Linked DNA regions of Mus musculus: regions 2, 3, 4 and 5 are each linked to region 1. A link is a loop called in an ENCODE intact Hi-C map of the cell type or tissue named here. Cell type or tissue: heart. All regions are shown on one strand.

Region 1 (5,000 bases):
GCAGACGAGAGCATGATACTCACTAGATGCGGGGCACCTGGATGATCCAGCGCATGTTGGGTGAGTAGACCTTGTGCTGGATGAACCAGCGGGCCAGGCTAGACCACTCCTTGGGACTGCGACCATAGATGGAGAGCCGGGGTTCTGAGTATTGGTACTTGCTGTCCTCTAGCTCCCGGGCCACTTCCTGATACCAAGAATTGAGTCAGCCCCATAGCCTCCCGGACACATGGGAGACCCCATCCCTAGGTGGGCCCTGGGGTCCTTTAGCTACCTGCTCATAGGTAGAAAGGCTGATCTAAATTCCTGGCGTTGCCACATAAGCACCCACTCCCCTGCCGAGGCGTCTCCTAGGAGGGAGGCCAGGGTCTGACACCGGCAGGCTGTAAACAGGCCTGGCTGCAGAACCAGGCTGGGCAGCAGCCATGTCTCTACCTGAAGCCAGCCTGCAACCAGCCGAGTTCTGGCTGTAATAAACAGAGGTGGCGCCAGGATGCTAGGAGCTCTTCCCTTCTCGCCCCTTCCCTGCCATCGGCCCACAGGACACACTTGTCCATGCTCAAGAGCAGGAGACCAGCACTTGCCTGTGTTGGGTGGTAGACAGAAGGGCCTTCAGGGAGAGGAAGGGACAGAGGGTCACATGTGCCCCTACTTTTTGAATGCAGACAACGGCAGGTATCTGAAGAGGCTGAGGGCTCACTCACCTTGACCATGCGAGCAAAGTATTCTCCCCCGAGGTAGTTCTCAGTTTTCAGATACAGGTCCCGGAGCTCGCTGGCCCCCACGGGGTTGTACTTGGAGTTGAACTTGTCGAAGCGGTGAAATGTCTGGCGGCCCTGAGGAGGAGACCACCGGCTGGCTGCATCACAATTCCATGCGGCTACCTAATATGTTTCTCCTGGCCTTTCCAAGACAGCCACGCTGGAAAATGTAGTCACCCCCTCCTTTAGCTCCAGATCCCCCTCCCTCCCTTTCTTTCTTTTAGGCAGAGCCTCACTGTGTAGCGCAGGATATCTTCTAACTTGCAATCCTCCTGCCTCATCCTCTATAGTGATAGAATTACAGGCATGCGTCACCACAACTTTCTGCATGAAACCTTGGTCATTCTGTGTGCCAGGACCATGTCCCTCAGTCAGCCATAGGACTCTTTGGACAGGCACTCTGTGGTGGAGTGTCAAGGTCCTGGACGTGTGAGGAACATAAGTGACTTACAGACCACTGAACAAGCAAAAGTCTCAAGTTTAGGGTCGGGGAAGATGGCTCAGCAGCTCATCTGTTTACTGCTCACCCCGTGACCAGATTCAGATCCTCTGAAGCCCAAACCAATGCCAGGTGGGCATAGTGGCCCCACTTCTAATTCTGACCTCAGAAAGCAAAGAGAAGGGAGCCCCAAAGAAGCTGGCTAAGGCTAGGCTCTATTGATGAACTCTGAATTTGATTGAGAGACCCTTATGCTTCAATGAATATGGAGAAAGAGTAAACCAAGATGATTACTGGCATCAACTTCAGGCCTACACATATACATACATGTGCCACACAGGTGCAAAAACATACACACATACACCACAAAAAAATATAATCAGAAAAAAAAATTAAGTTTTTACTCTGTCTTTCTAAGTCTGAACAGTAATTACTGTGTGTGCATTTGTTACATTTGGGTTAGTTATTGTCTATGGTCTAATAATTGTGCTATTTTCTACCTTTTGAATACTGAAGATAACACTGCTATGGACAGCGGAGTGCAAGTGTCTACTGAAGTCTCCATTTTCAGTGCCTTCAAGGGCGTGAATAGAAGCTATGAAGTCTATGGAATTCTACAGCTAACATTTTAAAGGACCACTCTGCTGTCTCTATAGCAACTGCACCATCATTCAGCATCTTAACAACTTTGAAAATTAACAAGGTACATGATAGTCATCACTTTTTAAATACTTTTTTAAAAAATGTATGGATATTTTTACTTAATATGTGTCTGCTTGGCTGGATGGGTGCTGAGTGCATGCAGTTCCTGTAATGGCCAGAAGATGGCGCGGAGTCCCTAGGACTGTAGTAATAAGCGCTCATGAGTGCCTGACTGGTTTCTGAGAGCCCTGTCTTCTTGCAAGAGTAGAAAATGCTCTTTCCTCCATCTCTCCAGCCCTACAGTCATCATTTTATTGACAAGAAAATGAAAGTTTAAGCGATTCACCTAAGGGTACATGACTCCTAAGTGATTGAGGGGGATTAGAATTTGTAACCATCCGACTTCACGGTCTTCCTTTGACTCATTTGTTCCCAGCCTCACTATTCAATACCACCGGATTCCTTCCACGGCTCTACTACAAGCAAAGTAAGATGATTTCCCCAGCCACCAACTGTCCAAGCACAGGCATGCTGGCTTCTGTGGACAGAGCACTCCTGATAGAAGTACCCAGGGCAGAGCTAGCTTACTGCATGAACATCCAGCGAGTCCACCGTGAGGTCGTAGGGGTCCATGTGCAGGCTGTCAAACACCTGCCGCAGGGTGATCTTCCGACCTAGCTTCTCCGCCACAGTTCTGTCGGGCTCTGTCTGGTACGTGTGCTTGATGAAACGCAGCAGGTGCTTCTGATTCATGCAGGCCGCTGCATGAATGTGTGTGTCTACCTGGAACACATCACCCACTGGTCAATGAGCCAGTCCCCTCCCCTAGTGACCGAAGAGCCTCAACCCTCCAGGCGGAACACAGAGTCTCAGCACCACACTGGCTGTGGACAGAATGCCAACCATCCCCCTTCCTATTTTTTCTCCAGGCCTCGGAGCTAGTCTTTGCTCCTGCAGGCCTGCCCCCAGCCTATATCTAAACAGCATCAAGATATTTTTGTTTTGATTTCTTGTTTACCCACTTGACAAGTTCTCTCTTGCATACACAGTCCCAGCACTTGAACCTGGAATTAAGGCTGCATGCAATCATAATCTCTCCTCTTCCAGCTGCCCCCGTCACATGTGGGGAGCCATGTTTGGCTCCTCAGACACCAAGCTGCTCTGTGGTATCACATTGCCCATGCCTTTCTCAGCCCACAGGTTTCCTTCCTTCCTGCCAAGCTCATCCACTCGAGAGCCAACCCTGATCCCCTGGGCACAGCTAATCCATTCTCTCTCTTGCCCAGCCTGGGCACCTGGGATAGTCATCCACATTGGTGGGCACATCCTCCTGACCTCTCTTACATGTTTCTATCTGCCTGGGACCTCCTCAAGGGCAGGGACCAGGTCCACTGCATCCACGTCACACCTGCCCCAAGAATTGGTCCAAGGTATCGGTGAGTCAATGGTGAGTGAATGAATGAATGAATGAACGAACGAATGAAGAGAGAACCGGTGCCATCTGTTCCAATGGGTTCATATAACCATTGAGATCCAACCCTTCCCACTGACTTCTCTGGGAATTCCCAAAGCAATACCCCTAAAAGGGCACCCACCACACCTTTCTCAGTCAACTCTACCTCACCTGAGCCCAGGAATTTCAAGCCCCATTCTGAAACAAATATCCTGACTGGAAGCCAACATGTGGACTCAGACCGCAGAGAAAATTCTGACTCACAGACAGGAGTCAGGAGCGTGGGTCCCCTGCACTTGATGGAAACACAGATTCCCCAAAGGAGGCACCAGCCTGGAGCCCAGTGGGACCTTGGCTTCCTTGTTGAATGTTTCAGGTCTTCTGTGTCCTGCTAAACTCCTGTAACATAGAGCTGTCTCTTCACCTCTGACCTCTCTTGTGACAGCTCATCCTCACCCCTGACCTATGCCACCTGTGTCTTTAAAGATTATTTTTTTTCATGTGTATGTGAATACATGCATATACACCAGGGAGTGGAAGTGGGGAGGGGGGGCTTGAGGGAGAGAGGAGTCGAGAGAGAGAGAGAGAGAGAGAGAGAGAGAGAGAGAGAGAGAGAGAGAGAGAGAAGAGAAGAGAAGAGAAGAGGAGGGGAGGGGAGGGGAGGGGAGGGGAGGGGAGAGAGAGAGAAGAGAAGAGGAGGGGAGGGGAGGGGAGAGAGAGAGGAGGGGAAGGGAGGGGAGGGGAGGGGAGGAGAGAGAGAGAGGAGGGGAAGGGAAGGGAGGGGAGGGGAGGAGAGAGAGAGATGAGATGAGGGGAGGGGAGGGGAGGGGAGGGAGAGAGAGAGAGAGAGAGAGAGAGAGGAGGGGAGGAGAGAGAGAGAGAGAGAGAGAGAGAGAACAAAGAGGCAAGGGGTGGGGGTGGGGCTGAAAAGGGCATCAATCCCCTGGAAATGAAATTGTGTGCAGTTGTAAACTGCTTGCCGTGAATGCTGGGAACTGAATTCCAGTTCTCTGCGAGAACACCAAGAGCTGAGCCGCCTGTGCCTTTAATTTTTCTCTTTAAACAACTCCCAATTGCGGACCATGAGCTGAAAGTCCCAGAACTAAGTAATTACCTAACGGACGTCTCTATTCGAGGAACTCACAGACAGTTCAAATTTAATATACCTCCAGAATGCACTCTCCGTCTCAGACCACAGTGCAAACCTGACCATCTCCTGGTCCTCAGTGTCTTGAGAAATGACCGATCCTGACCTCAGAAGTTCATTGTGAAAAAGTGGGCGGCCTTCCTACCCTCGTCTCAGTACCAGCTAATCACATCAGTTCTACCTCCCAAACGTGTGTCCCACCCCCACTGCCACCAAAAAACTCACTCCTGAGTCCAGAGCGACCTCTTTCCTGGCCTCGTGGCTTCTTCCCTTGTCCTCAGTCAGCCACACCATCCCCGTGCACATGCAAGCTAGAGTGGGCTGTTTGGGTTTTTTTAGAGTACAATCACTCCTCACGTTGCCTGTCCTATCTCCCTCACCCCTCCATTTTCTCTTCTTTTTTTACTGTTTCACTTACAGGCTGTCACCTGGCTAACGGGTGCCCTAGAGACACAGTGAGCATGCTGGCTCACCTCTCATGATCCCAAGAAGACAAGAGAGGTCACAATTCAGGGTGCTACCTACCAGACTCCAGCCTGCACGCTAGAACTGCAGCAG
Region 2 (5,000 bases), 250 kb after region 1:
ATCATATTGGTTACATGTCTCAGTGAGAGTTCATTCATATTTTAGTCTAGCTAGTAGTAGGTTTCCAGTGCAGGTGAGTTCTGATAATAGTCTGAAAACTTGAATCAAAGGTAACTCCTGCCTAATTTTACTTAAAGCACCTTTCCCTAATGTTAAAACTAAAATTAGAGTAATTATTTAATTAAACTGGAATGTTTTCTGAGAGTAAGTGGAATTGGGAGGAATTCTTAAATTGGGGCTATCCTGAACAAATAGATTACGGCTACTTGTATACACAGTTGTACATATATGTGTGTGTGTGTCATTCATGGTAAAGATTGGAAATTACACAAATCCATTAGTAGAGACTTGTTTAATTAAGATTGCCAATTGTTAATTGTCAGATTATAACACCACTGTTATGAAGGAGAAACTATGGCATAAAATCTATAGAGGGCTACAAATCTAGGGCAAGATTTACTATTTCATTAGTGAAATGAAATAAAAGCCATTGTATATAGTAGCCATGCCTACTATTAAAATTATTATTATTATTACTATTATTATTATTACTATTGACAATGATGATGTTTCGATGTCTATATGTGTGTATTTGTGTATGGCTATGTATACATGAGTGCAACTCTAACACTTGGAGGTTAGAGTTGTTAGATCTCCTGGAGCTGGAATTATAGGCAATTGTGCTAGGAACTGAACTCCAGTCTTTGAAAGAGCACTCTTAACTGAGCCATCTTTCTAGCCCCCATGGCTACTGTCAAAACTTCAGAAAATAAGAAATGTCAGCTTGGCCAGACGTGGTGGTGCATGCCTTTAATCCCAGCACTTGGGAGGCAGAGGCAGGTGGATTTCTAAGTTCGAGGCCAGCCTGGTCTACAAAGTGAGTTCCAGGACAGCCAGGGCTATACAGAGAAACCCTGTCTCGATAAATAAATAAATAAATAAATAAATAAGAAATAAAAAAGAAATGTCAGCTTGGGGGAAATTGAAGTCTGGTGCACTGTTGGTGGGAATGTTAGACAATGCCACCATTGTGGGAACAGTTTAGCAGCTCTTCAGTAAAGTGAGATCACTTTGTGAGCCAGCAGTTCCATTTCTGGGTGTGTTCAAAAGAACTGAAACCAAGGAATCAGGCGTTTGTACTTACAAGTCCCTTAACAGTGGTGCTCACAGTAGCCCCAAAGTGAAAGGAGCACAAGTGTCCAGAGGCAGATGGATAGATGAACACTTAGCAGGACAGTGGAATATTATTCAGTCACAAATATGAAAGTTTGATAAAAGCATCAGTGGACCTTGAAAACATTGTGCAGTGGGAACAAGTGAGTCACTAAAAGACAAATACTATATAATTTCCATTTATAGGTGGCATTTAGAGTAGCCAAATTTATACAAACAGTAAGTAAAATGAAGGTTTCCATGGGTAGGAAAAGATGAAAAGAAAAACTAAATTGTTTTCAGTCAGAGATTTTCAGCATTGCAAAATTGAAAAGAGTTGTAGAAATTGCTGTCCAGTAATGTGTATGTACCCACCACTACAAAACTGTACATGTAAAAATGGTTCAGATAGTTGGTTTTATGTTCCATGTTTTACTGGTTACTTTTAAAAGTGTGTGATGTAGAGTTTATGTATAGACCTAAGATAGTGTCTAACACAGTGTAAGGCATTGGAGACATGTGTCTTCAGACAGTATGGCAAATGGGCAAGACAGTTTGTAACTGTTTTGAGAGAACAAACCTGTGATTATACTACCTTGTTTCAAGATACACTATAAAGCTTCATAGTCAACAGGGTTTGGCATTGGCTTAGAGATAGACATGTGTTAATAGATCAGGGAACAGTGCAAATCAGTTTCCATGGTTTCCAGGAGTGATGTAGTTGGGGAGGAGACAGGATAGATAAATAGGAGTACAACTGAGTATCCATCTGAACAAGTAATCTCGATCTGCTTTTAAACTGTATGGAGAAATAGATTTAAAACCCATTATAGACTCAGTGTAAAAGCCAAAGTTATAACTTTAAAAATAAAACTATAAGCATTTTTATGACCTTCTAAAATTAGGTCAGGATTTTAAAAGTACAACATCTAAGACATGACAATGCTGTTTCTCTGGTGTATTTGAAAACTTTTGAAAATATTATATGCAGAATGGTGGTTGATCAGATAAGATGAAGCCTTATTCTGTTTTGTAAGTTTCTCTTGGTCCTGTAAGTATTTGGAGGCTAGTTGGGCCTTCTGTAGTTGGTCATCTACTTTTAGTGAGAAGGAGGGTATCAAAAGTAGGTGGACTCAGAACACTTGATCAGCAGCCCACTAAGAACTTAGAGCTGAGTTTTCTAAGGAACTTAACATCATCTGCCCAATACTCGATCTTCTGCAATCTGGAATTTTGTGTGTATCACTACTGTAGATGGTGGCAACTTAGACATTAAAAACATATGTGAAATACCTTGCAATATGAAACAAAGGACTCTGGTAGTTTACATATCAATCATAATGTGTTCATGTATATACACATGGATAGCAATCGCGTGCTTGCAGGGGACACTATTCAGAGATAGTATGAGCTCTCTCGTTCACATACACTATTTCCAAAGGCATCTACGTAGTGATATTTGTATACTATAATCTGGAGAAGTTCTCTGGTGATCTAGACATCCTGTACACTGTGTGAAACATGCTTCCTTCTTTGTTGGGGTTTTTACTGTTATTTAGAGATTCATGTGTGCCATTTTTAGTTATTGGGTATTACAGTTCATAGTTATTTGCTTATAATGTGAACTAATGTAAGGACTTAGAATGACTTACAAATGTGTTGGTTTAAGAAAAAGAAGTATTTGGTGGCCTCTAGTGGTGACACCTATGTGTCTGTGAAAAGTCAGTGATCTCAATATACAAGATTTTATAGGGAGGATCACTAAAGTGGCAGGAGAAACACATATGTACATTTATTGGAACAATTTTTTGTTTTCGAGAACTTAAAATTTATGAGTCAGTTATAAATTTATCAGTGATATGGATATATCAGTTACAATGATTATCAATTAATGATCATTACTTTTCATTCTTTTCAAGAAAAGACTTGAAATTTTCTTCCTTCCCTTCTCCTCCCCCTTACTTTCTTTCCATTCAATAAAATTTTGCTTTGTGTTCTAGACGGCCTTAGTTTGAAGTCTTCCTGCTTCAGCTTGCTCAGTGGTGGGATTGCAGATGTGTACCAGCCTGCTGGGTTTCATATTTCATCTTAATCAGGAAGTATTTCTCTGTATATTGTATTTCATGTTTAGTATTGCATTGCATTGCAATGTGCCAGTGATGGGGGTAACAGGGATACTTTCTGAGACCTTAGAAATAATGCAAGCTACAAAGAGGCATGTATCTTATATATTAATCATGAACATAAATAGGCCGTGGTAGAATTTATGCTCTTGGGTGGGTAATTGTGACTAGTTTAAAGGTAATCTAAGTTTGTTTAAGACTATCTATAATCTGGACCATATATGGGAACTGAGATATATCATGTCAAAAAGTGAGAAGTTGATATAAAGTCAATATTTGGAAAGCCAGGGAGAACATAGACACTTTTAGGACAGTTAAATGTGAAATTAATTTCTGTTTATTCTAAGTATTATCCATTGAAATCTAGAGAGATTTAATAGCTTGTCCCTGTGCCATATAGCTATTTGCTATTTGCTAAGATAATAAAACTGTGATCTTTTGACCTCATTAAAAGTAAAATATTTTCCGTGTGCCCAGCATACGCACATTGCTGAGGTTGGCCTATGTGTGTTGGACACTCACTAATACATGGAGCAAGCTGACTTTTAATTACTTTTGTTAAAAGCAAAACTAATCTTAAATTCTTTTTTTTTTTTGTTTTTTTTTTTTTTTTTTTGTTTTTTGTTTTTCGAGACATGGTTTCTCTGTGTAGCCTTGGCTGTCCTGGGACTCACTTTGTAGACCAGGCTGGCCTCTAACTCAGAAATCTGCCTGCCTCTGCCTTCCAAGTGCTGGGATTAAAGGCACAGGCCACCACTACCCGGCTCTAATCTTAAATTCTTCTTCTTATCAGGAAGGGTTAATTAAATAACATTAGAGAGACAATAGTAGGATCACTGGCTGCTTATTACTCTTCAGAGAATCCCAGTTTGGCTCCTAGTACCACATGGTGGCTCACAGCTACTGGAACTTTAGTTTCTGAGCATCTGACACCCTCTTCCAGATTCTGTGGGCACCAGATAGCTACATAATACATAGACATACATATAGATAGTACACCCATACACATCAAATAATAAATAATAATAAAAACAGTAGTAGGGAAGCATTTTATTATTAAACTTTGAAGACTAATGAGATATTTACAGAGTTGGTGGTTCCAAGTTATTTTTATTGTCTAAGATAGACCTCATTTACAAATGCTATCCATAGGGTTTGTGGACTGGGGAATTATGGCACCAGTAGGGCTCTAAATAAACAAGTTAGATTTTACAATTGAGATTATAACTGACTGAAAGACTTCCCTAAGGGGTAGTACAACCTTAGTATTTCCTTCAGTTTAGAGCTATGTACTTAGTTTAGAACCAGAAATAACCTGTCAAAAAATCTGAGTGGTTAAGCTATTCATTTTTTAATCAAGTGTGTTTTCCATTATTTGAATTTCACTGGACATTGATGGCTTTTCCACATATTTCTGAGCTCTGATAATCAAAATGAGTTGGAATTCTGGGTTCTTAAAGTCTTTATATGTTTTTTAATTAAACATTTTTAGATAATGTATTTTGATCATATTTCCCTTCCTCCCAGAGTCCATCCACTTTCCCTTTCACCTGAGAGAGAGAGAGAGAGAGAGAGAGAGAGAGAGAGAGAGAGAGAGATGAGAATCAAAACAAAAACCCAGTAAGACCCCCCCGAAAAAGTGAAGGTAGCAAAAAGCAACCTCCAAAAGGCCATTGAGTTTGTTTTGTGTTGGCCAACTACTCCTAGTCCTGGGGCTGCCCCTGG
Region 3 (5,000 bases), 510 kb after region 1:
CCTGGTCTACAGAGTGAGTTCCAGGACAGCCAGGGCTACACAGAGAAACCCTGTCTTAAATAACCAGAAAGGAAAAAAAAAAAAAGTTTAAAAGTTTCTCAACTGTGGAGTCCTATAAAGCCAAAATAAGTTAGATACTTCCTTACTTCAAGAGGAAAGAACCAGGCCACACTCACAGTCTGGAAAAAGCAAAAGTAAATTCCAGCAGTGTAAATATCCCAGGGTCCAATCTCTGCAATCCACTCACGGTTTTCTGGGCTCCTCCTAAGAACTAGGCTAACTTCTCCGGCTCCGCCCTCTGCAGCGCGCTCTCCACGCTGCTGCTGTCCTCAGCGGTCATCCCACGGTACTGGCATCTCCAATGTGCCAGCATCTTCTGCTGCCATGGGGGTGCACTTTTACCAATAACCACTCCTGAACTCCACTCACACCTCAGCTCCTCTCCATGACCTCTTCATTGTTGGGGTTTCCACTGCTCTGAGGCTGCACCCTAACCTATGGCCTCCGCGGCCTCTCACTCTGTCAAGCCTTAGCGCCTCTCCATGACCCCTTGATGCCTTCGACACCAGAGCCACCTGGGAGACCAAAGTGAGCAGCCTTGGCCACTGCTGGAACAGCCTCTGTCTGCTGACTCTGAGGAAACACTTCCCAGAAGACTCCACCTCAGCAATGCTGGTGTCTTCTTAATCACCGCTAATTTCTCGGCTCCAGCTAACCACCATCAATTGTCCCGGCAAAGCAACGGTTTTACCTCTGGTTCTGGCCTCTTGCTAATCACAGCCTATTCTTTAAGCCCAGCTGACCAGAACCACAGGTTCCTATTTAAAAATATGCAATGGCCCCAAAATAAGGGATTCTCAATCTTCCCTCCGGAAGTTCATTCGCAAGCCAGGCCTCTATCACCCCCATTCCTCTCAACTCTTATCTTCTAAGCTCCCACCGAGCAGCAGCTCACTGAGCTTTGAACACTCGATGGCTTTTCAAACCCAAAGTTCCAAAGTCTTTCCACAATCTTCCTAAAAATAACATAGTCAGTCTATCACAGCAGTACTCTGAAATCCTGGTACCAATTTCTGCCCAAGTTAGGATCACTGTTGCTGTGATGAGACCCCATGCCATAGCCCACAGTCTCATAGCACAGTCCCTTGTGGAAGGCAGGCAGGTAGAAACAGAACTGTAACCTGGAGGCAGGAGCTGATGCAGAGGCCGTGGAGGGCGCTGCTTACTGACTTGTTCCCCATGGCTTACTCAGCCTGCTTTCTTAGAGAACTCAGGACCCAGGGATGGCACCACCCACAATGGGCTGGGCCCTCTCATCAATGTTAATTAAGACAATGCCTCACAGGCTTGCCTACAGCCTGTTCTTATGGAGTTATTTTCCTCTCTCTCTGATGACTAGCTAGTGTCAAGTTGACCTAAAACTAGCCAGCACATTGTCCATGTGACAGCCTTTCGAAACACCCAGGTAGGGTGGACCCAGGAAAGATGGTTTGAGCACCGGGGGAGGCATCCAACCTGCTGCTCACCGGGAGAAGCCACAGGGAGCCTTTCCAACAGAAAAGGGCTGAGTCAGATCTTTATTTTAGAAAAATGCCTGACAGCTGTGAGCAGGGCAGGGCAGAAAGGACAGGTCTAAAGGCAGGATGTCAACTCCAGTAATACTACAACTGCTGAGCTGAATTGGGGGGGGGGGTGCCAAGGAAAGAGGATCCTACCGAGTCCCAGTGGGTACATCTTCAAAACATGCCACACCTAAGGCTCAGGGAAGAGAAAGATTGTAGGAGTCAGAGGACCAGAGATGGCTGTGAGACCCTGCCTCCTAGTCATTTCAGATGCTACTACACCCATGAAGTCTCACCAACATGGCAGCCTGAACATAAGCTGAAAGCAGACATCAACTATAGACATGCCAAAGTGGACAGGGAGCCCACGAGGCCCCAACCCTCCATAAAGAACTACAGGCAACTAAGGACTGCTCAAAGTCTTTCCCAAGGAAAAGCACACCAGCTGATTATCAAATGTCAAGTGGTCAGGCCTGAAAACATACAAACAAGTACCATTATCTACACTGAGCAGGTTATAGTTAGGAAAACATATGTGTACACACACATGCGCACACATATACATGCATATGTATGTAACAACAATTAATGGGGGAAAAAAGGAAGCCATGAATTTGAAAGAGAGCAAGGGGGTTGTTAGGGAGTGTTTGCAGAGAGGAAGGAGAAGGGGAAAATGATGTAATTACATTACAATCTCAAAAAATAAAAGAAATAATAAAAAAAGAAAAGATTCCAGAAACAAAGGAGTGGCCTGGGAGCAAGCCCAGGCCAGAGGGCTGTCCCTGCCAGATGAAGGACAGCCCGGCAGGGGGTCTGCGTTATGCAATCAGCAGGCAGGCCCCTGCCTTCCCCAAGAAGTGCCAGCCCAGAAGCTCTCCGCACCCATCTGTACCACCCCTGTGCCACAGTTCCAGGTGCCAAGCGGTGGCACTGACGGCTCCAGCCCCACAGTTCAAGCCTGGCTATGGGAAGCTGGGCCTCTGTTCATTTTCTCCAAGTCCACAGAGGCTGGGCCCTGGGCCCAGTGAAGTCACTGCCTGAGAAGCATCCCTGGCTCCCCGCCCACCCATGGAGGCTATATTTGGAGCAAGACAACTCCCTGCAGACACAGAGCATTGGACCCACCCTGAGGAGCTGCCCTGACCAATTTTACCAAGCAGGGAGGGGGGTGTCACCCATCTCTTCGTTTGTCTGTCCATTCATTCTGCTCGTATGTTCATTCAACAAGTATTTCTGACACACACACACACACACACCCCAGTACGAAGAAGCCGTGCTTTAGGCATACATTCTTATGTAGGCATGTGAGTATTTGCTTTTAAACAGGGATGGCAGGACAGACTCTCAGTGCCCTCCCTCAGAGCTGGCTGGCACCAGTGACTCACAGTCAGGTGCACCCTGTCTCTATGTACCTGTGTACACATGCGAGCCAGCACGCGCTCCCCAAGGAGTGACAGTGACTCAGCTGCACAAGGCATCTGGGTACCTGTGTGGATGTGTCTGTGGGCACAGCCCTGAGTCCAGGCTCTTGTTCCCTGAGGGTTGTGACTCAACTGCACATGGTGACCCAGGAGCCCACAGGCCAGCTGTGTCTTTTCAGCTTCCACCAACCTGACAAGCCAAATAGACAGTGTTGGGTGCAAATATTCTCTCACAGACCGTGCCTGGAAGACTGTGAGGCCAGGTGACCTTGGAAGGCCACAAAGCAGTAGCAGTTCCTATCCAACAGCGGTGGCCATGGAGCCAAGGCCCCTCAACCTCTTTGCTGATGCTTCCTGGAACCTCAGAGGTAACACCCCCTGACTCCATCAACACACGGAAACACCAGCCTCAGGAGTCACACACTAGGACCCAGGCCCAGGCATTAGAGTTGTGTTCTTCAAGCTGGCGGCACAGCCAATGTTCCTGCTATATCCCCCAAGTCTCTCTGTGGCAGCCTTGACAATCAACCAGCTTTTAGCAAGCTGAGACAGAGGCCGGGTGCTGACCCCTGGGGTTCCCCACAGGCAGCTGCCCCATCTTCACCTCTATGCTCCATCTGTCCCTGGCTGTCTCTGTCCTTATCTGTCCCCAGTCTATCTTTGTCTCTTCTCCCCGTCAGGCTGTCTACCACAGAGGCCTCACTAGAGCCGAGGTGCTGACAGAGAGGGGGTGTGGGGTGGACACTCAGTGTCCCTTTTTCTGCCTTATCAAGAAAACTGAAGTCATTGCTCAGGGGGCTCAAGCTGGAATTTCGCCCTAGATGACCTTCCTGGGTCTGGGGCCTCCACAGAGACAGCCCGGGTCAGAGAGTCAGGAAACAGGCCCCTTCTCTGTGGCTGCTGATCCTCCACCCTCCACCCTCCCCCATCCCCAAGGCGCCTCCAGCCAAAACTCCAAGCTTGCTGGCTTGCTCCCAGAAGGCATTGTAAAGGATGGTCAGACAGAAAGCTGTGGTGACCACACTGGACCAAGGATGCAATTCAGGGTCCCCTCAGCTCCCAAGGGAAAGTGCCAGGAGCCTCAGAGACAGAGAGACCATAGAACTCCCACCCCATGCCTTAGGCCTGCCTGCATTGTGGGAGTGGTGGGGGCCCTCTGGCACAGAGGACCCCTCATTTGGGCTTTCTGGTCCCCAGAGCCTGTGACTCCTTGGGGTGACTGACTACCTACCTTCCTGAGCCCAATTTTTCACATCTGTAAAATAGGTAAATCACGTGAACACTATGGGTTGGGGAGATTCGGTAAAATTAGGTGGGGTCTGGCTCCCGGCAGTGCTCAGAGTTTGGATTGTCCCCACTGACAGGATCCTGGTCAGCAGAACACAGGCATCGCAGTCTTAACCCGCGGACATGGTGCACGGCTGCCACCTGGCGGCCGCCTGGCCAGAAACACACAGATCCAACAGGCCTCCCTTCGGAATCCTTGCTGACTGTCCCAGGTGAGCTCACACCTGCTTTCCCATTTCCCACACTGGGTATCACACCACCTTGTGATAGAAAAAAATCTACAGAGTTGTTTGTTAGGAGAAAGAATTCAAACGAGCCTGTCTATCAAGAGTCCGGGAAGTCCCCTCAAAGGCATGTGGGGTGTTTTCCACTTAGTATCGGCTTTCCTGAAGATTCCTGGGAGAAATGGAGACTAGATGCCACTCAGAGCAGCAGGAGCTGGTCAACCCTGAAGAATCTGTGACCATGGCATAAACCTTCAGTAGCCACCCAAGAAGTCACAAGGTGCAGGAGCAGAGATGTGGATCCTGGGGACCTGCTGGGGTATAGCAGTCCTGGCCCCTTGAGATCCCCTCGACCACCGCTTGCTTAGAGGTAAAGAGCTAGGCTATGAGCTGACAGGAACTAGGTATTTCTGGGCCCCATTCTGGGGCTGTTTGGTTCATTCCTCCTTGGACGCCTCAGAAGTTGCACACCTGCCTCTAAGCATCTCGGATATTCCCCCAACTCT
Region 4 (5,000 bases), 150 kb after region 1:
TAAGAGGCTAAGAGCACAGACTGTTCTTCCTGAGGACGTGGGTTCAATTCTCAGCACCCACAGGACCACTCACAGTCATCCACAACCTCCAGTCCCAGGGAGAGCCAACACCCTTGACTGCCTCTTCAGCATTGCATGTACATGGTACCTATTGGGGCAAACACACACACACAAATATAATTTTTAAAATGATAAAATAAAGTGTATACATTTTAAAAACACCTACAACATAGAGCAAACTCTGAGGTTAGACTTGTTAAATCCATTCTTTCTCATTTTCAAAGCTTTATTTATTTATGTATTTTATCTATATGAGTGCTCTGTCTTCAAGTATGCCTGCACTGTCAGAAGAGGGCACCAGATCCCATGGTGGTTGTGAGCCACCATGTGGTTTCTGGGATTTGAACTCAGGACCTCTGGAAGAGCAGCTAGTGCTCTTGACTGCTGAGCCATCTCTAAGCCCGAATCCACTCTCTTGTCATGAGCTGATGGGAGTCTACTTGGCATTGTTCCTTAAACTAAGTAGAGATGAAATCAACTGCACAGATTTTCCATAGAAAGTCTCTGTATAAATGTCCTCTGGTTTTATTTTTCCCATAATAGGTAGTATTTTAACTTTGCCTCTGAAGTTGCTGACTTGTTTCTCCTCCTCTTCTGCCTCTCCCTCCTCCTCCCCCTCTCCTCCTCTCCATCCTCCTCTTCCTCTTTCTCTTCTTTTAGTATTAAGAATCAAACCCAAGGCCCCTCACAAGCTAGGTAAACCATAACTATACCCCCCCCTCCATTTTTACATTTTGACTGAAAGCAACAACAACAACAATAAGAGGTCAAGTACAATGACACATGCCTTTGACGCCTGTACTTGGGAGACGGAGGAAGGAGGATCACTGAGAGTTCAAGACCAACCTGGACTATACTAAATGGTCCTCATCGAATCACAGGACAGCTTATGCTACAGGATGGACTACATCCTGTACTAGGGCTACATCCTGTGGCACAGGCTACAGGATAAGACTCTATCTCACCAATAAAGTAAAATGACTACGAAGAATACTAGGAAACCAAGGGAGTCTGGCTGGAATGAGTCTTGGCTCCCTTTTGTAAATATATGGTTGAGGTTGATGAGTCACAAGATTCAATTTAATTCAACAAATTTTTATTGAGCATCTACCATGTACAAGGTATTGGGTCAGGGCCAAAATTCCAGCGGTAGAAACATCACGGACAGTGTAACTTGATCTCATTAAAGTACCACACAAAGCCTCTCTGGAGCCAGAGCTGGCAGAGCTCCAGGGGACAAACAGCATAAGACTATTATGAGAAAGCTGGGCGTGGTGGGCGCACACCTTTAATCCCAGCACTCGGGAGGCAGAGGCAGGTGGATTTCTGAGTTTGAGGCCAGCCTGGTCTACAAAGTGAGTTCCAGGACAGCCAGGGCTATACAGAGAAACCCTTTCTTGAAAAACCAAAAATGAAAAGAAAAAAAAAAAAAGACTATTATGAAGTGGGTTTCCAGCTTCTTTCTGGATCTCTGAAAGGCTAGCACAAAGTTTGTCTTAGCTGCTAGATAAAGAAGCAAGATGTAAGCTGGCCTGTGATTCATTGAGGACCATTTGTAAAACTTCTGTCCTTAGCTCACAAAAAAACCTCAAGAGCACAGATTCACAGGGATTCCTGGCTTGGTAGCTATTCATGTAAAAAAATAAATAAATAAAATAAATAAAAACAACCAGGCTTTTAATTGACCACAGATTCATTCTGAGGCATTAATGGAATGTGGCTGATAAAAACAAAGGCTAGGTCAACTCCTGAACACAGCCATAAATCTACTGTGCAGATAAGAGGGTGGCAGTTTGATCCTGTTCTAGGCAGACCACACCGGAGCTCGACTTCCACACTAAGGCATTCATCTCCCTCTTGGAACGTGGCACTCTTGACCCATATATTTCTATTTACAATGATCTGTTTTCCAGAAGTGTGTGTGCACTCATAGACAAGTGCCATGGCGTGCATCAGAGGTCAGAGAACTTGTAAGAGTCATTTTCTCCTTCCACCACTGTGGATTAAATTCAAGTCATTAGACTTGGCTCAAAGAATCTTTACCCACTGTCCCATCTCACTGTCCCTCCACCATCACCCCACCCCCCACTTGACCCCATTTTTTGTGAAATGTTTTCTTACACACTTTTCCCATCTTCTAGCATATTCTTTAAAACACTATATGTGAGAAGACAAATGAGCTCTTTACTCCCCCATACAGAGGGGGATAACAAAGTTTCCCTATCAAGAAACCCGGTTCCTTTCTGAAAATTCCATCATGCTGGCTGAGTTAACTTATTCTGTTATTGTAGTCTCCTCTCCTTGGGAACCTGGGCCTAAATCTCTAAGTCACACACTAACTGAAAATCTGATTTTCAGCTGTTATGTGTACTCTAATTTCCCACTCCTTAACTTAACTAGGTAAGTTGTTCTTCTCAGATTCCTAGTCTTCCTGCAAAGGCATAAAAGACCGGTCTTAGCAAACTCCTGTAGGAATCTAAACCTACCATTTCATCTGAGACCTATGAGCAAAGACATTACCAGAGCAAAACTATAGAAGTTTCTCTCTGCCCCTCCAGTAAATAGTTCTTCCCTGGCCAGGGATCCATCTCAACTCTCACTTCCCCTTCCATCCCAGTCCTGATGAGAAGGGAGGGTTGGGGGAACACTGAAGGGAGGAGGAGGAAAATGAAAACAGAAAAAGAGGAAGGAGCCAGGCCTGAGATCCTGCCCCTAATCTCAGCATCAAGAGATGGAAGCAGCAGATTACATAAGGAGGCCCTGTCAAAGACTAAAGATAAGAAGGGGGCAGGCTCAGATGGTTAAGAGCACCAGGTGCTTTTCCAGAGGACCTGGGGTGGGTTCCCAGCACCTATGTGGTAGCTCACAACTATCTTTAACACCAGCTTGAGGGGATCTGCTGCCCTCTTCTGGCCTCAGAGGGCATTCACATGGTGCTGATGTGCGTGGGCTAAACATCCACATGCATAAGATAAAAATAAATTTCACAAACACCTAAAATAGCCTAAGGAAGGAAGGGTCTATTTTTGCTCACAGTTTGAAAGTACAGTCCATTGTGGTAAGGAAGTCGATGGTGTCACAGCACAGAACAGCTGGTCACATTGCATCTAAGTCAGGAAGCAGAGAGAGGAGTGCCATGGCCGGGTTCAGCGTTTTTCCTCCTTATTAGTCAGTCTGGACCTGAGCCCAAAGGATGGTGCTGCTCAAATGCAGAGTGGAAGGCACCAAGTCAACCCTCTACAAAGCTGGGGTTAACTTTGAATTCACATATCACACCGTATCCTACAGGGCTCAGTAAATGTCTCTATTGCCTACAACGTTATGCCCAGAACACTTCATTATAAGTCCGTTCTGGGTCCATTCAGTGGTATGGGATAGCCTGGGAATGTTGCCACAAAGTATAACATTGTTCCTCCTCAGGAATAGTCTTCCAGATTCCAAAGGACAGATTTGCAAACAGCCTTCTGGAGTGCAGCCCCGTGTACTGCTGGGAACTGCCTTTGTCCGACTTGTTTACTTGGGAAGAACTCCTCTGGACTTTGACCCCTGCAGCTGCCTGGAAGGAGGTAACCTGGCTTTAGCCAATCCAGGGTGCGGCCCGGCCAGGAGCAAAGTAAAGCTGGTAGCCACTGCTGCCTACTAAGACACCACATGGGCACTGCCACCACAGCTTGGGGTTGGGGGAGGGCAGACTGTTCAGAGGTCTGCAGCGCTGAGGAACCCACTTGAAGAGCACCAGTCTCCTCCCCACGCTTGCCGGTGATGGAAGAGAGACAAAGTTGACTCACTTGAAGAAGAGAGGCATCTACAGTTTTCAAGGACTACGGAGGAAAACCCTTCCTCTAAGCAGCTGCCCCGTCTCACTGCTGCTGAATTCCTCCCACAGGCAGCAATGGCTTTGAGTGTCAATGGCCGGCCCGAGCCACACTGGCCTTGAAGATTCCTAAGAGCTATTTTGAGTGATTTCACTGCTCGCGGTCCTGGCAAACTTATCCATTTTCAGACAATATTTAGATTCTGAGGTAAGTGTGAACTAGATAATGACCTTTCAAGCCATGGCACGATGTTCTGTTTAAAGCTTTCGTTTCTTCCTCAGAGCAACTACAAAGTCCTCTGACCCTTCAGCATGGCCTCCTGGAGATTTCCCTAAGGTTCTGCGCACACTCCTGTGCTGCGCGTGTGCGGAGGGTGGGGGTGGGGTCGTAATGACTGAGGGCAAAATCCTCACGTGTCTTGGGTCCTGAGGAACCAAATTGAACTTCTGAGATGCATAGTACCAAGGCATGGTCTGAGGCATTTCATGCTCTCTGGATGTTTTTAAGGCTGGCCTCAAAATACATGTGAGCATAGAGCAGCCGTCCCCCAGTGAGTGTAACTAGTAGTTGGCTGGCTATGGCTGAAACAATAGGCTATCTGCAACTTTACTTTTAGGTGACTCATCAGAAAAGCTATTTTAGACAGTCTGTAGCGAGTAAGATTACATTTGTTCTAAGAGAAACAGACCTAAGGGACAAAAGGCTAATTGCAAAAGTGCTCTTTTTCAGCTCAGAGAAGCCTTGCTGTATTTTCTTGACAGCATCTTAGTTACCAGACACAACAGAAGGCATAAAAGCTGGTATCAAAAACAATGGGAAACAATCATGCCCTGACACCACCCGGCACGCACACCACTTTGCTCATCAAAAGGCAAGCTTGTTGAAGAAGCAACGGCCTTGTCCACATGCTCATCATAGAGCCTACACATGCCCTTGTGTGGGAACCTTTGTCAGGCTGCGGCTATGGTGGCCTTGTGACCTGCCAATCGGTTGTCCAACCTTCTGATCATCTGGAGTTCTCTCAGCAGTTGCTATCCCCTCTCTCTCCACCAACTCAGGGTGAAGGAGCAGGTAGAACTTTCTGGCAGGAACTTGGAGCATAGGCTGAGTCTTCTGGGGTGAGCA
Region 5 (5,000 bases), 74 kb after region 1:
AACCATGCCTGTCAATGGGCTAAAAAAATAGTTTTTATAGTTTTTTTTTTTTAACAGTTGGAAGGGAGATCAAAAGAAAAAGAAGAGTTAGGGGCTGGGGATGTAGCTCAGTTGACAGACTGCTTACAGGATACTGGGGTTTGAGCCCCAGAACTGCATGAATCATTTAAACCCAGGGTGGTGGTGCACTCCTGGAACCAATCCAGCATGTGGGCGGTGGAGGCAGGAGGGCCAAGAGTTCAAGGTCAGGGCTGGAGAGTTGGCTCAGTGGTTAAGAGCACTTGCTGCTCTTCCAGAGGCGCCAGACTGGACTTCTAACACCAATATGGTGACTTACTAATGGTCTGGAACTGCAGCAGCAGGGGATCTGATGCCCTCTTCTGGCCACCTTGATATGTTTATGGTACAGACAGACACATGCAGGCAAAACATCCATAGACGTAAATTTTTTTTAAAAAATTAAAGAATTCAAGATCATCCTCAATTGCACAAGTTTGAGGCCATGCTGAGCACATGGGATCCTCTCAGGAGGAAAAAGAGGGAAGGAAGAAAGGGGGAAAATAATTTTGTGACCCATGGAAATTCCATGAATTGAAATCAGCCTTCAGGAAGAAGGTTGTTGTGTCCTCTCCGTGTCCCATGAGCCTCTCTGTAGTCACCTCTTCTCCCCCCGCCCCCCTGCTTCTGACCCAGACAAATATTCATCTGCTTTCTATCAGTACAAATTTGTTATTCCTTTCCTAAAACTTCAAGTAAATTGAATCACACAGCCTGCACTTTTTGTGTCTGGCTTCCTTCAGTCAGGATAATGTTTTCTGAGATTCACCCATGTTGTATCAATACCAGACAGGACACGTCTGCTTTTGTTTGTGAGGGAAAGGCAGAGTCATGTCAGGTCTGAAGGCACAAGTCAGAACTCCTCATGAGCAGCAGGATAAGAGTTTCTTTCTCTAGGTGCCGGCTGTGTGGTCTTCCCTCGCCTCAGGGGAGGGTCTTAAGGCAGATATTCCACAATCAAATATGTGTTCCATAAGTCAACAGATAACCACCATGGTATGAATTTGAACAGGAAAGATTTGGTGGGCAAATATGCAATGCCTCTCACAAGAAATGTCAAGTGTGTGTGATGAAAAAAAATGAGAAGAGAAAGCTCTAATAACCTTCAAATACAACTTCAACCACTATAGACTTTTGAGTGGTTATAAATGTATTTGTAGCACTGGGGAGGTAAAGGCAGGCAGATCTCTGTGAGTTCAAGGCCAGCCTGGTCTAAATATTGAGCTCCAGGCAAATCATAGATATGCAGCAATACCTTGCCAAAAAAAATGTTACTTGGCCGGGCAATGGTGACGCACGCCTTTAATCTCAGCACTTGGGAGGCAGGGGCAGGCAGATTTCTGAGTTCGAGGCCAGCCTGGACTACAGAGTGAGTTCCAGGACAGCCAGGGCTACACAGAGAAACCCTGTCTCAAAAAAACCAAAAAAAAAGTTACTTATAAATTAAAAAAAATTTTTTTAATTATGTGTATTTGTGTGAGGGTGTCCACGGAGGCCAAAGGCTCAGGGTCCCCCGAGAGCTAGAATTACAGATGTGAGTCACCTGACAGAGGTACTAAGAACCAAATTCAGGTCCTCTTCAAGAACAGGATGAGCTCCTAACCACTGAGCCACCTCTCTAGCCCCTGCTTGTAAGTTTTGTTTCACCAATTTGTTCAAAGAAAATTCCGTGTCAGCGATGCTCCAGGATATTTTGAAGCATTCACATTGCCACTTCAAGCCTGTAATAAGATACTAATAGGTTTGGATTGTAGCAGGCTCATGTTTAGTGGTAAAATGATTGTGATTCTTTCATTTCGACGTTTATACAAATTCAATACCTAAGATTTTCCTTTACTTTGTATTTTAATTATAAGCACAATGGAATCTTTTTCACTACGCCCCATACAGGTACCTCCAGATTCCCTTCAGCTGGCCCCAAGTGCCATACCTATATTCTCTTACTCTCTGTGAGCTATGAACTGGAAGCAGTGAGGGTTCACAGGCCCTGAGACCAGGAGAGAAATTTCAGCTCTGACTAGCAAGCTGTCTTACTAAAGAGGGCCCTCCTGCCCCCTAGTGGTCATTATTGTATATGCCTCTCAAGAGGAAAATGAGATACAGGCATTGTGTCTATCATCCTTGTTACTCAGCATTGTGTTTACCATGGGCTCTGGCTGGGATGAATGCCTTCATAGGCATCCTCCCAACATAGCTATCCTGCAGTCCCTGGGGAGGTCGAGCCTGTGGCTCCACTCCAGGGCTTCCATCTGTCTCTCTCCCTTCATCTTCATTACTACATCACGAGCCAAGTTCCACCTGTGTTAGCCAGTGAGACCACCCTTGATCACTAAACCACTTCCAAAACCTGAGAGACATTAGGAGAGAAAGGAGAGAGAACCTGGGAGGAATACACCCATCTTTTCAGCAATTTGATGCAAAGAGGCAGACTCTAGGTCTCAGGCACTCAAGGAATTTGGGGTCCTCTTGAAACATAAAAAGGAAAGAGCTATGCTGGACCATAAACACTTGCCACACCCTCTTTGTCTAGGCAGAGACCCCACCTTTTCTTCACTAGCCACAACACAGAACAAGTGGTCACAGAAAGAGAACAACAACAACAACAACAAAAATACCATCTTTTCTTCAGGTCATAGATCAAGCATTCGTTTCAAGGTATTTATGTATGCTGGGTAGTTTTTTGTCACCTTGACACACACTAAGGTCACCTGATAAGAGGAAGCCTCAACCGAGAAAAATCCTCCATCAAATTGGACTATAGGCAAGTCTATAGGACACTGATGTAGTTAATCATTGCTGTGGAAGGATCCAGCCCACTATGAGTAAGGAGACGCTGGGAAGGTGACCCTGGACTGTGTAAGAAGCAAGATGAGTGCATCATGGGAAGCAAGCTGGTAGGCCGCTTTCCTGGATGGTCCCTGCCTCTCCTCCTACTTGAGTTCCTGACCAGACTCCCTCAATGATAAGCTGTGATCAGATTGTGAGTCAAATAAACCCTTCTGGGGTTGATCACATCAATAGAAAACAGATTAGGATGCTGAGTATTGTTAAGAGAAAATTAACCTGTATGGAAATCAGAACAAGTCAAAGTTGATGGTCGTGAGTGCACACGGGAAAACTGGGGGACACCGGAATTGCATCTGAAATGAAGACAGTAGATTCCACTCTGAAAAAAAAAAAACTGAGCAAGCTGTAGAATCTCTATGGAATGTTCTGGTACTCCAGAACCTCTCATCTTTGCTCTGACACTCTTGGGAGCCTCGGCAGGCCAGAAGCCCCAGACTCCCTGTCTCAATCTCCCTGATAGAGCCCCATGTGTCCATTGGAGAAGTGACGTCAGAGGTTATGCTAGAACGGGGGAAGGAAACTTGATGCTAGGATGCATGACAAGGTGTTCAGGGTTTCCCGCTCAACCTTCGTTTCTGAGTGGGACTCCAGAAGAAGCCCTCCTGCAGCATCCTCAGCAAGTCCAAGTCTTGGTGTCTACCTAATCCCCCTTCCCTGAACCATGAGCAGACTTATTTTGGGCCATGTGGTTGGCAACAGTTAGCCAACCTCTTCCTAGCCAGAGATCCCTGTATTAAGACAAGACAAGGGCACCAGTGTCCAGAGGAACTGGCTCTGGTCACACCCTGGAGTTGTGGAGCACTTGTCGTGGGTCACCAGGATGTTAGTGTCAGGATCCATGAGTCCTGTTCAATTGCACAGTGGGCACCTACAAGTGATCCCAGGGACCCCTCCATCCAAGGAGATCTGAAGGGGTCATAGCCTTGTTGCTTTGGTCTTTCAGGACATGAATATTATCCTGGGTTCTCTATCCCATATTAAATTTCTGGTTATAAAAAGTCAACAAATGCCAAACTGGCATCCTTAATCATCAGGGAAATGCAAATCAAAACAACCCTGAGATTCCACCTCACACCAGTCAGAATGGCTAAGATCAAAAATTCAGGTGACAGCAGATGCTGGCGTGGATGTGGAGAAAGAGGAACACTCCTCCATTGTTGGTGGGATTGCAAGCTTGTACAACAACTCTGGAAATCAGTCTGGCAGTTCCTCAGAAAATTGGACATAGTACTACCGGAGGATCCCGCAATACCTCTCCTGGGCATATATCCAGAAGATGTTTCAACTGATAAGAAGGACACATGCTCCACTATGTTCATAGCAGCCTTATTTATAATAGCCAGAAGCTGGAAAGAACCCAGATGCCCCTCAACAGAGGAATGGATACAGAAAATAAAGGTACATTTACACAATGGAGTACTACTCAGCTATTAAAAAGAATGAATTTATGAAATTCCTAGGCAAATGGTTGGACCTGGAGGGCATTATCCTGAGTGAGGTAACCCAATCACAAAAGAACTCGCACAGTATGTACTCACTGATAAGTGGATATTAGCCCAGAAACTTAGAATACCCAAGATATAAGATACAATTTGCTAAACGCATGAAACTAAAAAAGAACAAAGACCAAAGGATGGACACTTTGCCCCTTCTTAGAATTGGGAACAAAACACCCATGGAAGGAGTTACAGAGACAAAGTTTGGAGCTGAGACGAAAGGATGAACCATCTAGAGACTGCCATATCCGGGGATCCATCCCATAATCAGCTTCCAAACACTGACACCATTGCATATACTAGCAAGATTTTGCTGAAAGGACCCAGATATGGCTGTCTCTTGTGAGACTATGCCAAGGCCTGGCAAACACAGAAGTGGATGCTCACAGTCAGCTATTGGATGGAACACAGGGCCCCCAATGGAGGAGCTAGAGAAAGTACCCAAGGAGCTGAAGGGATCTGCAATCCTATAGGTGGAACAACAATATGAACTAACCAATCCTCCCCTCCCCCCGAGCTCGTGTCATCGACTAGGCCATCAGTGGAAAGAGAGGCCCATTGGTCATGCAAACTTTATATGCCTCAGTACAGGGGAATGCC

The links. Hi-C counts contacts between places; a loop is a spot of excess contacts. Peaks named below come from ENCODE experiments on the same cell type or tissue, not always from the same donor. Only the 100,000 strongest peaks of a DNase experiment are listed, where the experiment ranks them.
Region 2: a loop joins it to region 1, with 5 times the contacts of the local background. A loop is called at or near these places in 7 of 42 quality-filtered maps.
Region 3: it touches region 1 in a loop (3-fold over the local background); 12 of 42 quality-filtered maps call a loop at or near these places.
Region 4: it touches region 1 in a loop (3-fold over the local background); 7 of 42 quality-filtered maps call a loop at or near these places.
Region 5: a loop joins it to region 1, with 8 times the contacts of the local background. A loop is called at or near these places in 38 of 42 quality-filtered maps.

The regions. Positions count from the first base shown.
Region 1 is chr7:110,798,268-110,803,267 of GRCm38, reverse strand. Ampd3 (adenosine monophosphate deaminase 3) reads right to left here. Exons shown (of 15, transcript NM_001276301.1): 7 at 2,431-2,625; 8 at 705-836; 9 at 24-187. It also overlaps a transcript of Rnf141 not described here. Among named protein-coding and RNA genes, the nearest start is that of Gm39069, 20 kb to the right of the region's middle. In heart, no CTCF peak of the experiment used is centred here; a DNase peak (open chromatin) is centred at 2,047.
Region 2 is chr7:110,546,315-110,551,314 of GRCm38, reverse strand. The region is part of intron 2 of Sbf2 (SET binding factor 2); the gene reads left to right. Among named protein-coding and RNA genes, the nearest start is that of Gm46027, 57 kb to the left of the region's middle. In heart, a CTCF peak has its summit at 2,859 (motif pointing left); no DNase peak of the experiment used is centred here.
Region 3 is chr7:110,286,445-110,291,444 of GRCm38, reverse strand. It overlaps Gm32861 (a long non-coding RNA gene), which reads left to right and starts at 3,047. Exons shown (of 2, transcript XR_869865.3): 1 at 3,047-3,351; 2 at 4,348-5,000. In heart, no CTCF peak of the experiment used is centred here; DNase peaks (open chromatin) are centred at 2,594, 3,144, 3,764, 4,374 and 1 weaker place; H3K4me3 peaks cover 650 bases; H3K27ac peaks cover 3,477 bases; H3K27me3 peaks cover 87 bases.
Region 4 is chr7:110,647,529-110,652,528 of GRCm38, reverse strand. No RefSeq gene overlaps it. Among named protein-coding and RNA genes, the nearest start is that of Gm28863, 19 kb to the right of the region's middle. In heart, a CTCF peak has its summit at 2,979 (motif pointing left); DNase peaks (open chromatin) are centred at 2,798, 3,208, 3,618, 4,188 and 1 weaker place; H3K4me3 peaks cover 217 bases; H3K27ac peaks cover 474 bases.
Region 5 is chr7:110,724,382-110,729,381 of GRCm38, reverse strand. No RefSeq gene overlaps it. Among named protein-coding and RNA genes, the nearest start is that of Gm39068, 13 kb to the left of the region's middle. In heart, CTCF peaks have their summits at 384 (motif pointing left) and 2,119 (motif pointing left); no DNase peak of the experiment used is centred here.